3 separate regions of the Homo sapiens genome follow, and all the other regions are linked to region 2. Evidence: chromatin contacts called from ENCODE Hi-C or POLR2A ChIA-PET data. All regions are on one chromosome and are shown on one strand. Each heading gives the region's core, a stretch centred on a gene start or an enhancer-like site at or near the end of the contact. The rest is flanking DNA. Distances are from core to core; before and after follow the strand shown.

What was found. Hi-C counts contacts between places; a loop is a spot of excess contacts on that map. ChIA-PET counts read pairs that join two places held with the same protein, here RNA polymerase II (POLR2A). Pooled maps may share reads with other maps.
Region 1: a pooled map shows a loop between it and region 2 (2.3-fold over the local background). The contact joins two enhancer-like sites. A Hi-C loop is called at or near these places in 1 of 168 maps with a recorded cell type or tissue (CD4-positive, alpha-beta T cell) and 10 of 50 pooled maps. POLR2A ChIA-PET finds 5 or more read pairs at or near these places in 6 of 52 experiments (OCI-LY7, WTC11, activated CD8-positive, alpha-beta T cell and 2 more).
Region 3: a loop to region 2 is called in a pooled map, with 3 times the contacts of the local background. The contact joins two enhancer-like sites. A Hi-C loop is called at or near these places in 4 of 168 maps with a recorded cell type or tissue (B cell, CD4-positive, alpha-beta T cell, CD4-positive, alpha-beta memory T cell and 1 more) and 8 of 50 pooled maps. POLR2A ChIA-PET finds 5 or more read pairs at or near these places in 6 of 52 experiments (AG04450, CD4-positive, alpha-beta memory T cell, HEK293 and 3 more).

The regions. Positions count from the first base shown.
Region 1 is chr6:90,023,557-90,027,298 of GRCh38, forward strand. All of the region lies in intron 5 of BACH2 (BACH transcriptional regulator 2), which reads right to left. Among named protein-coding and RNA genes, the nearest start is that of GJA10, 130 kb to the left of the region's middle. Within about 2 kb of position 2,334, at least 2 of the 41 ENCODE cell types and tissues checked have a DNase peak (open chromatin) inside an H3K27ac peak, as active enhancers do.
Region 2 is chr6:89,940,093-89,944,069 of GRCh38, forward strand. All of the region lies in intron 7 of BACH2 (BACH transcriptional regulator 2), which reads right to left. Among named protein-coding and RNA genes, the nearest start is that of GJA10, 48 kb to the left of the region's middle. Within about 2 kb of position 1,404, at least 11 of the 41 ENCODE cell types and tissues checked have a DNase peak (open chromatin) inside an H3K27ac peak, as active enhancers do.
Region 3 is chr6:89,833,992-89,838,039 of GRCh38, forward strand. All of the region lies in intron 1 of CASP8AP2 (caspase 8 associated protein 2), which reads left to right. Among named protein-coding and RNA genes, the nearest start is that of CASP8AP2, 6.1 kb to the left of the region's middle. Within about 2 kb of position 1,325, at least 6 of the 41 ENCODE cell types and tissues checked have a DNase peak (open chromatin) inside an H3K27ac peak, as active enhancers do.

The DNA.
Region 1 (3,742 bases), core at 1,084-3,583, 84 kb after region 2:
AAATTACTCAGTCTCAGGTATTTCTTTATAGCAGTGTGAGAACTAACACATGGAGTAAATGTGTCCTCTCAAAATTCGTATGTGGAAATCCTAATCCCCAGTATAATGGTATTTGGAGGTGGGGCCTTTGGGAGTGATTGGGTTATAAGGGTAGAGCCCTCACGAATGGGATTAATGTCCTTATAAGAGAACCCCTCTTACTCTCTTTCTGCCATGTGAGGACACAAGAAGATGGCTGTCTGCAAACCTGGAAGACAGCCCTTACCAAGAACTGGACAATGCTGGCATCCTGATCTTAGACTTCTAACTTCCGGAACTGTGAGAAATAAATGTTTGTTGTTTGAGCCACCCAGCCTATGGTACTTTGTTATGGCAGCCTGAATTAAGACATATACAAAGGTGGCAAAACTATAAAGAAAAGACTCAGAATAGAGGCTCCATTTAGAGCGAGGCAGTGTTCACCAGAAAGGGACACCGTGGGGTTTCAGGGGTGCTGTTGCATGCTCTATTTCTTGACATGAGTGACAGGTAAACATATTCCCACTTTAAGTTATACATTTGTTTTATGCACTTTTCTACATCTACTATATATATATATATCCCAGCTCCCCCAAATTAAAGACTGTAGGAGAATGTTAACAACTCAAGTATTGAGCACCTCCTTTAGGTTCTGTGACTTAATCACAAAGGTCCTAGGGTGCGCTTTGGGCTTCAAATGAAAAAAAACACACCCACACCTTAAATCCTACAACTTATGGTCAGGAAGGTCCTTAAAGGCAATCAAATCTAACCAATTCCAAGTTGTACGTTTTCAGTAATAATCTACAAAAATGGGCCAAATACAGGGATGAGGCCTTTTGGGAGATGGTAAGAAATCTGAGCCCAGGCCTTTGCTTTGCAGTAAAACTTTTTTCAGAGATCTCGTGTTTTGTCTTCTCTCTTGTTAAAACCAAATCACTTCATGCACTTCTATTTCCTTATCTATGCAAGGAGGAAATAAACTAGGTGACTTTTTAGTTCTAGTTTCTATGGTTCTATGAAAGTATAGGAACTTTAGGAAAATCCTGAAACATGAGCTTTTCTAACTGTGGTTCCTGAGAAGACTTTTTAAGGAAGCTAGAGATGCTCAAAAGAACACAACTGGCTGGAAGGGAAAAATGCCATCACATAACTTTTGAGAGAGATGAAGAAGAGGGGAAGACCCATCCAATAACAGTGTGAACTTTCCCCCTTATAAACAGAGTCAACCCAAAGGATGAATCAAAGGTCAACTTTCACACATTAATGGAACACAGTGCCCATCAGTACTGAGCAATAGTTCGGCATTCTCTTTCCATGGCCAAAACAGTGCTCTGGTGTGCAGGTCAGCGTCTCCCTCAAAAGCCGTCTTAGGTATGTGGCTCTGGAATTAAGCGGGGTGTCCATCCTCTCCTCTTGTCTCCACCCAGCGATGTCAGATGAGACTACCCCGTTTAGCGGGCCAGAGAGAAGGCTACAACTGGGATTTAACAATAGCATGGTGCATAAACTGTCATCTCAAAAAGGAGATGAAATCAGCGGGTGAAAGGGAGCCCATGTCAGGCCATCCAAGGGGCATGATTACTGTTAGTGGTGGTTGGTGGTGGTGGGGCAGTGGGTGTGTGGACCAGGGAGAAAATGTGCAATTTAGCCATGGGCAGATTTGGATATGCAGCTTTGTGATCATCGCACTGGTCTTTTTTATATGTTGATGCTTGCTTTTGCTTCTTTTGTGTAACCCCCCAGTTAAGAGTAAAGCCAAAGCCTCCATCTATTCTTCTGGGATAGGTCATTTTCTACTCTTGGCAAGCCTTCTTTTCTATATTGTCACTTCCAGTTTGTCTCTGGTATTACTTCTTTGTGTCTATGTTCTCCATTTATATTCACTTCTCATACATTAATCTCTGCTTCCTATTAGCATGTGCTTCATGCCTATTAGGAGTTAGAGGACAGAGAAAAGTCATTTCTTTTCTGCATTTCTCTTTATCAGGGCATCTGTGTGAAATATTCTCTCCCAGTGTCCCCTTCCCTCCCCTTGTAGCCAGAGAAATATTACCCTAGAGCTTCACGCTGCTAATGTGAGAAGAAATTGTGAACAGTGATTAGGAGGCTAAATGAGGGTGGTGGAACCTATTTACTTCATTAAAGTTCCTTCAGGGAAAATACGAGGATGGGAAACTGAGAGATAAGGGTTAATACTAAAAGAATAACAGATCCATTTGACTCAGAGCAATCTTCAGTCTGCCTGGATTCTATCAGACACCCTTCTCCATGGGGAAATCATTACAGAGAAATGACATGCAAAGTGCGCCATAAAGCATCTGAGTCAAACCAGAGGGAGGATGACTCAACGGATCATTTTACATTTTAATAGAAGGCACTGCAGATTTGTACCTAGTGCACAGTTCAACACAGGGCTCATAACTCCTCCCCAAAACTTCTTCATCGGGTGGGAGGGGAGTTCCCAGAACCTGACAGAAATTATTCTGTCTTAGAAAAAAACCAAGTCAAAACTCACAACAGAGAATCAAGACTAAGAAAAGACAACAGATAGTCAAATGCCGAAAAGAGGGGAGACTGCAAGTCTAATTTCAACTTTAGCATTTCTGTCAAACCTAAGACACAGCCTGAAAATTGAGCTCAGTAATTAGTGGACTTCAGATGTCATAAAGGAGTGGGGAAGATGGAAGGAGGAATGGAGGGAGAGAGAGGAAAGAGGAGAACGCTATCAAAGTGCTATAATTAAATAATTGTGTTTCTTAAATTAGTTTTGCAAGATTTTCCAATGATAATTACTGTCAGAAGTTTGCCCACCAGGTCAGTGACAATGCTGGGCTTGAGTTTCCATGTGAAGTCAAGAAGCAATATATTAGTCATGCCATTGTTCCTAGTATGTTTCCCAGGCCAGGTATTGCTTATAGATGCTAATATGTATAACCTGCCAAAGTTAGATTCATCTGACCAGGGATTATGATGTTAAGAGACTGGATTGTCAAACCTAACTCCTTCTTGGAATGGGGGTGGGGGTTACCTCCAGACACACTTTTGTCTGCCTATACATAAAGAATATCTATAGTTTCACAGCTGTTCATCCGCCTGATCTCTACTGTTGCCTGCCCCAGCTCCTAAGAGGGCACGCGGTTTACAGGTAGGAAAGGAAACAGAAGTGAATACTGAGGCTTGGCAGAAATACAGCTTTCACAGAAAAGATTCTTAATAAAAGGAAACTTGCTCCTTTCATGCATGGGGGTCTTTTGGACAAAATGATTCTGTTCTGAAACATCATCTCTGCAGGGATGCAGGCTAGAACGAATGAAGTTTAGATTGCAAGTTGGTTCACCCGGTAACTAAGAAAATCGAAATTCAAGACCAAAGGCAGGCAGCATCTAATGGGGTGAAAGTCATCTAGCTTGAGGGTCATTCAGGTAGTGTTTTGAGAAAGGTTTGATTTCCACTGGAGCCTAGGCACACCTGAAACCCACTCCTGTTTTTCCATTTAAAAATGATGAAAACCATGAGGCTAAGACCACTGGTTGGCAGTCTGTTAAGTCCCATATCAAGTAACAAAAGCATCTGGACCACCTGTCACCAAGCAGGAGGTCAAATGGAACTGGAATGTTAACACGCAGGTCAAATGCCCTTCAGAGAACACGGGGAAAAGGCAGTGAAAAGGAATGGGAGAAAAAGAATGTGCTTGGAGCTTTCCAAGTCCCTGTCCTGTCCT
Region 2 (3,977 bases), core at 154-2,653:
CTCCACCTCCCTGGTTCAAGCGATTCTCCTGCCTCACCTCCTGAGTAGCTGGGATTGCAGGTGTGCACCACCATGCCCAGCTAATTTTTGTATTTTCAGTAGAGATGCGGTTTTGCCATGTTGGCCAGGCTGGTCTTGAACTCCTGGTCTCAAGTGATCCGCCCGCCTTGGCCTCCCAAAATGCTGGGCTTACAGGGGTGAACCATGGTGCCTGGCCTGAAATATTTCTTAAGAATAGCAACCAGTGAAAAAGACTGCATGAAAGAGCCCCAAGTGCGGAAGGTGAGCAGCAAACCACTACTCTATCTCAAGAGCCTCCTTGGCACCCATGAGGTGACACAGGCTTGCACCTTTGAGCAGTTTGTCACTCCCCTTCCCGAGGCTCTTGGGGATTCAGCAGCTTCTGGGTTCAGTCTGGTCCTGCTTCAGAAGCTCCTGGAATAAAAAGGTTGTGTGCTGCCAGGCTAAGAGACAACGTGTGGGTTAGCTCAGATTGCTTCATTCTTGTTTACATTCACGTCTGCTCCGGATGAGCCAGCAGATGGCACTACAAACCTAAACTTCCTTCAAGCACTAGCCCAGCCCTGTCTAATACAAACAATACGAGCTACATTTGTGATTTTAAATTTTCCAGCAGCTACATTAAAAGAAGTAAAAAGAAACAGGTGAAATGAGTTTGAATACTGTATGTTATTTAACCCAATAGATAAAAATACTTCCAACATATAGCTAATATAATTATTAATGAGATAGTTTACAGTTTTTTTTTTTTTTGTGCTAAACTTTCCAAATCCAAAGCACATTTTATCCTTACAGCACATCATAATTCAGACTAGCCACTTTCAGGGGCTCAACAGCCACGTGCAGCATGAGGCAAATGGACTGGACAGTGCCACTCTAGGAGACAGAATAAATGGACTCAATGAATCCCAGCAGCCAGAAAAACATATGGGTCTGGGCTGAACTGATCAAAATGCTCTTGGGTGAAGAAACCAACCCCTCGATAGTGTTCAGATGCTGCAGGGTTAAGTCTGTGTTCTTCAAGGGAGTGAGGATGAAGACATTTGATCCTGAGCCCAGGTTTCTCTTTGGTTACATCATTTGCAGGCAGACACGAGTCCCGGCTGCCGGCATGTGTGGCTAGTCAATTCCCGTGCACAAAGGCAAATGTACAAAATGATCATTTGACTTTTCTGTGGTTGGGTGCAAGCTCTTTGTCAGGTTCCATCACAGCTCCGAGCTTGTGCAGTGTGGCATTTACTGAAGGTTCCCAGCAGGTGATCTGATTCAACTTCTACCTGGTGAGCTCTGTCCCATGACACCTGTAAAATTTTGGTCCAAGAAAGCAAAATCGCAGTAGGGCCCATGACACCACTGTCGGCTTGGCCCTGCTCCGACTGCTAAAGACAGGCAGCCAGGACAAACAGTTCCTTGTTATGGGCTCGGGAAAGGCCTTTGTGCACGGGGCTGTGTTTGCACAGGGCTTCTAATGATATGAAAGAATGTTTGATTTCCCTCTTATACCCGTTGGATAACAAACACACTCAGATCCTGCACGGTGTCTCCGGAACACAGAGGTCTGTCTGTTGGAGATGTGGATGTTCCAACACAGCAGAGGTGGTGGCGCTTTGGGGGCTTGTGGAGTTTTCCCTCTGATGACAACAAAGCCATTCTGCTTCTGCTCTAAATGTGTTTACTTACTCTCAGAAAGAAGATATCCCTATAGTTCAGGCCACAGGGAAAGTCAAAAGGATGTCTATACCAAGAGCTACTGTATTTAAATCATCCAGACAGTGAATATAAAACACTAGGGGAATAGGAGGGAGAGTTGCCAAGAAAAAGAAAAAAATCACCAATGCTAGTTTCAAAGTCCTTGAGACAAAAAGCCATACAACACTTCAGCAGAGCTGCTGCAACACAATCTGCTTTTTAAAGAGGGTCAGAGGAAAAGGTAATGGGTCAACTATAGACTTTCTCCCAGGTGAAAAAAACCCCAACTCACTCTTGTTTCTCTTTACAAGTCTTGGTTCCCCCTCTAGCAAGGGAGGACTTATGTTCACTGACATGCGGGGGTCTCTGAGGTGTTCTCAGACAGGCACCGGGTCGGGGTGGGTGGGAACTTGACCACATCCAAGTTGTTTCTTGAGTAATAAGTTCCAAGCCAAGAACATCTTGTCTGGAAATAAGGAGTAGCCACTGACTGTTTGGTCCCGTGGAGGACATGCCTCTCCCAGGCTCTCGGCACTCAAAACATTCCTCAAATGGGGCTGAGGAGTCAGAGAAGGCCAACAGACCTTGGAAAGCGGAAACACATCAAGAAGGTTGAGGCCCACCTCTTTTCCTTCTAGATAATTATTCTGAGCCAAACAGGCCCAGTTGGGCTTAACATCTTATTAACTGTCCCTCCACACACTTGCTCCTCCAGGATCTCACTTCCCAGCAGTGGCTTGGTTTCCTAAAGAGTCCCAACAGCCAATGTGATGAGGTGAAGAGTCCTGTGGACTGTCGCCATCCCCACTAGTTATACTCAGCCACCCACACACAGCTCCGGACACACAGGCTGCATATAAGGGGAAGGGCACGAGGGATTCATGGGCGCCACTCTTTAGCCAGGGGTCTACCACTTTGGTTCTCAGTGGAGAATCGGAGAATCAGGGCAGCCACTGAGTCAGCAGGCCAAGGGCCAAACAGGGCACCAGAGGCCTGTGCCACAGTTGGCACAATAAGCTGCTGTTGATTTTATTCAGCCCAGCAAAGTGTTGACTCTTCCCCCTCTGGAACACGACAGGAGCAGCAGGACCGAGGTGGGTTTTTAGCACGGTACCTGCCCTGTCCTGCTAAGCACGGCTATAGGAGGGTTAGTTCTTCTGGAGATTCCAGCTTTACACATTTTTTTTCTTTTAAAGACAGGGTCTCGCTCTGTTGCCTAGGCTGGTCTCAAACTCCTGGCCTCAAGCTATCTTCCTTCCTTGGCCTCCCAAACTGTTGGGATTATAGGAGTGAGCCACCACGCCTGGCTAGGCTCCAGCTCCTGAGCAGTCAGTAAAATGGATAGTCCCTGCAGTGTGTCCAGGGATTCTTAGGTCCAGGTGTGACATCTGGACAGTGCATGGAACCTACATATGTCTCCTTGCATGCTGTCTGCACCAACGAGGCAGAGGGGAGGCTGTAGGCTGGGCCCTGGAATGCCGGTGCTTCCTTCTCACCAAACAGAAATCGGCTGCTTTATTTCTCTTCCCTGCCAACAGCCACGACCATTCTTCAGCCTAAACCATCATCCCCTTCCTCCCAGTTAAAAGGAAACATTGAAAAATTATATAAGTATTATATAATTATAGATTATTCTGTAAGTATTATATAAAAATTACATATTATATAAATATAGCTTTCATAAAATATAAGACAAAAGAAGGGAAAAAAAATTCTCATCCCCAAATGATGACTCTCTTGCTCTGGTAGATTTCCCCGTGATCTTTGTTTTCTCTGCATCTTTTTTAGGAGTTGCAATCAAGTGGTGCTGTATCTATCTCACCCAACAAACATTTCGCTTGCCTAGTGTCTCTGCTTTGCTGGGTGAAGTTTACTGGAAAAGCAGGAAAGTAGCTGCAAATTTTGCAGAAAAAGCCAGAAACAAATATTTCCTGTAGAAATCTCAGTGGAAGACTAGTTTGTTAATATTTTTTCCTACTTCATTTCTTGGTTTTATTACCAGATGTTGATTGAAACCCATGGGAGTAGGGTCACATTAGCATGATACCCTGAGACACTGATGGTGTGGTCAGCTCTCCGAAGTCTTTAACGCCTGTACTCTGAGGAGACCCTCAGATCCCAGGGAGCTGTCGAGGGAGGAAGCAATATGCCCATTGGAGATGATTCCAGTGCTGCTGGAACCAGGACAGCCAGCTCAGTGCTGGGCAGATGGCAATGACAAAATCTCCCCTCCCAGGTGAAGAAATGTTTCTCGCGCAATTGTCCTT
Region 3 (4,048 bases), core at 75-2,574, 110 kb before region 2:
CATCCCAGTTGCCTCCATCTAAAAATTTCTTTCAAAAGTTAAGACACAATTAATTATATCTTATTAATTCCCTCAAAAGCAAAAAAAAAAAAAAAGTACCATTCAGCATACAAAAGTTACACATTAAAAGTGTATATATAGGGCTGGGTGCGGTAGTGCACGCCTGTGATCCCAGCACTTTGGGAGGCCGAGGCGGGTGGATCATAAGGTCAGGAGTTCAAGACCAGCCTGGCCAAGATGGTGAAACCCTGTCTCTACTAAAAATACAAAAAATTAGCTGGGCGCGGCAGCAGGCCCCTGTAATCCCAGCTACTGAGGAGGCTGAGGCAGGAGAATCGCTTGAACTCGGAGGGCAGAGGTTGCAGTGAGCAGAGATTGTGCCGCTGCCCTCCAGCCTGGGTGACAGAGTGAGACTCTGTCTCAAAAAAAAAAGTGCATATTTCCTTTTTTTTTTGAGATGGAGTCTCTCTTTGTTGCCCAGGCTGGAGTTCAGTGGCATGATCTCGGCTCACTGCAACCTCCTCCTTTCAGGTTCAAGTGATTCTCCTGCCTCACCCTCCCAAGTAGCTGGGATTACAGGTGTGTGCCACCATGTCTGGCCAATTTTTGTATTTTTAGTAGAGATGGCGTTTCACCGTGTTGGCCAGGCTGGTCTCGAACTCCTGAACAAAGTTGATCTGCCCACCTCGGCTTTCCAAAGTGCTGGGATTACAGGCGTGAGCCACTGCGCCTGGCCTCAAAATTTGTTTTTTATCCTGAAATCAGCAGGAAGCACTGAAGGGCTTTTTGGTGGGGTTTTTTTTGTTTTTTGTTTTTTTTCTTTTGAGACGAAGTCTCCTGTCCCCCAGACTGGAGTGCAGTGGCGTGATCTCGGCTAACTGCAGCCTCCGCCTCCCAGCTTCCAGAAATTCTCCTGCCTCAGCCTTCCAGGTAGCTGGAATTATAGGCATGCGCCACCACGGCTGGCTAATTTTCGTATTTTTAGTAGAGATGACGTAGGCTGGTCTCGAACTCCTGACCTCAGGTGATCTCCTGACCTCAGATGATCACCCACCTCAGGTGATCGCCTGCCTCAGCCTCCCAAAGTGCTAGGATTACAGGCGTGAGCCACCACATCCAGCCTAAGCACTGAAGTGTTTAAGCAGAGTTGGGAACACGATCATGTTTGCATTTTTAAAAGACAACTCATGCTGAGGTTTGAAGAACAATTTGAAATGGGGGAAGACTGTCCATTTGAATACACTTTCCATTAAATCTTGTTGACTACCTCTCAGATCTGTTTTTAGTGTTTTGTGGGTTTTTTGGTTTGGTTTTGAGACAGTCTCGCTCTTTGACCCAGGCTGGAGTGCAGCAGTGCAATCACAGCTCACTGCAGCCTCCGGAAGCATGTGCCACCACACCCAGCTAACTTTTCTTTTTTTTGTAGATATGGAGTCTCACTGTGTTGCCCAGGCTGGTCTTGAACTCCTGGGCATAAGAAGTCCTCCTGCCTCAGCCTCCCAGAATGTTGGGATTACAGGCATGAACCACCGTGCCCAGCCAAGATCTGTTTCTTATTTTTATTTCCACTACTAAGAACTTACAGTGACACCTCGTTGTCTTCTGCTTTGTTTTGGTAGCCTTTTCTATCTCCCTTCCCACTCATATTTTCCAGACTCTTGCCAGAGTTAAACATCTAAGATGCAGATTTGATCATTATATTGCCCTACTTTAAAAACCTTCACTGGTTCCCCCATTCCCTTCTGGATGGAATCCAAGTATCTTAATCACATAATACATCCCCTGACCTTTATTTTTTTTTTTTTGAGAGAGTCTCACTGTCACCTAGGCTGGAGTGCAGTGGCACGATCTTGGCTCACTGCAGCCTCGGGGCCTGTGACTTCCTAAACTTTATTCTCACATTCTGATCTTGCCTTCCCATGTTCTATTCTGTAGGTGTTCACACCCATACTTGATTGTGAACTTATAGACAGATGTGGTGGGGAACAGATGTGGGGAGATCGTGTCAAGAAGTGTTCGCCAATGTGAGCCTAATTTAATTGAACCTTGGGATTTTGGAAACCTTGAGATAGTGAATAATGGAGCTAGAATGGTAGGTGTCAGTCTATGTCAGGATAAGGAAGTTTTTTTTTTTTTTTAATGGAGTCTAGCTGTGTGGCACAACCTCGGCTCACTGCAACCTCCCCTTCCTGGGTTCAAGCAATTCTCCTGCCTCAGCCTCCAGCAGTTGGGACTACAGACATGCACCACCATGCCCAGCTAATTTTTTTGTATTTTTAATAGAGGTAGGGTTTCACCATGTTGGCCACGATGGTCTCGATCTCTTGACCTCGTAATCCACCTGCCTTGGCCTCCCAAAGTGCTGGGATTATAGGCATGAGCCACTGCACCCAGTCAGGATAAGGAATTTGTACTTTATAGAAATTGGGAAGTAACGGAAAGTTTTTGAGCAGGATTGCGGTAGAACTAACCCAGTAGTTGTGCGTAGCATGTATTTGGAGTGGGGAAATAATTAGGTAGCTATAGTGGGGTCCTGAAACAAATCGAAATGGCAAGAATGGGAATAAATGGGAGAAATATTTCAGAGGTAGCATCAGTAAATCAGTAGTCTGTTAGGGAATGTTAGTGCTACTCCAAGAAATTAGAGAAATGAGGAGGTGAGCAGATATGGATGGAAAGATGATCTCTTGTTTTGGACTTGGTGAGTTTGTACCTACAGGAATGTGTTTATTAATGTTAGCATTTGTTTGTTTGTCTGTTTTGAGACAAGGTCTCATTCTGTCACTCAGGCTGGAGTGCAGTGACTTGATCTTTGCTCACAGCAATCTCTGCTTCCTGGTTGTGCTTAAGCAATCCTCCCACCTCAGCCTCCTAAGTATGGTTGGGACTATAGGAGTGTGTCACCACGCCTGGCTAATTTTTGTATTTTTTGTAGAGATGGGATTTCGCCATGTTGCCTGGGCTGGTCTCGAACTCCTGGCCTGAAGTGATCCACCCACCTCGGCCTCCCCACAAAGTGCTGGGCCCACAAAGTGCTGGGATTACAGGTGTGAACCACTGAGCCCTGGCACCCAGCCACTAATTTTTTTTTTTTTGAGACAGTCTTGCTCTGTTGCCCAGGCTGGAGTGCAGTGTGACAATCTCGGCTCACTTCAACCTCCGCCTTCCCCACGCTCAAGCAATTCTTGTGCCTGAGCCTCCTAAGTAGCTGAGATTACTGGTGTGCGTCAGCATACCTGGCTAATTTTTTTTATTTTTAGTAGAGACAGGGTTTTACCGTGTTAGCCAGACTGGTCTTGAACTCCTGACTTCAAATCTGCCCGCCTGCCTAGGCTTCCCAAAGTGCTGGGATTTAGGCATGAGCTACCATACTTGGCCACTAATTGTTTTTTTGTTTGTTTGTTTTTGTTTGTTTGAGACAGAGTCTGGCTCTGTCGCCCAGGCTGGAGTGCAGTGGCACAATCTCAGCTCACTGCAACCTCCGCCTCCCAGGTTCATGCCATTCTCCCGCCTCAGCCTCCCAAGTAGCGGGAACTACAGGCGCCCACCACCACACCCGGCTAATTTTGTTTTTGTATTTTTAGTAGAGATGGGGTTTCACCGTGTTAGCCAGGATGGATGGTCTCGATCTCCTGACCTCGTGATCCGCCTGCCTCAGCCTCCCAAAGTGCTGGGATTACAGGCGTAAGCCACCGTGCCCAGCCCACTAATTGGTTTTTTAATGTTAGACATCCTCACATTTTTGGGATAAATCTCACTTGTCTGTAGTGCTTTTTCGTTTAATATCTTGCTGGATTCAGTTGGTTGATTTTTTTTTCTTTGTGACGGAGTCTCGCTCTGTTGCCCAGGCTGGAGAGTGGTGCAATCTTGGCTCGCTGCAACCTCCATCTCCCAGGTTCAAGCTACTCTCCCGCCTCAGCCTCCTGAGTAGCTGGGATAACAGGTGCGTGCTACCATGGCCACCTAATTTTTGTGTTTTTAATAGAGACGGGGTTTCACCATGTTAACCAGGCTGGTCTCGAATTCCTGACGTCAAGCAATCTACCCA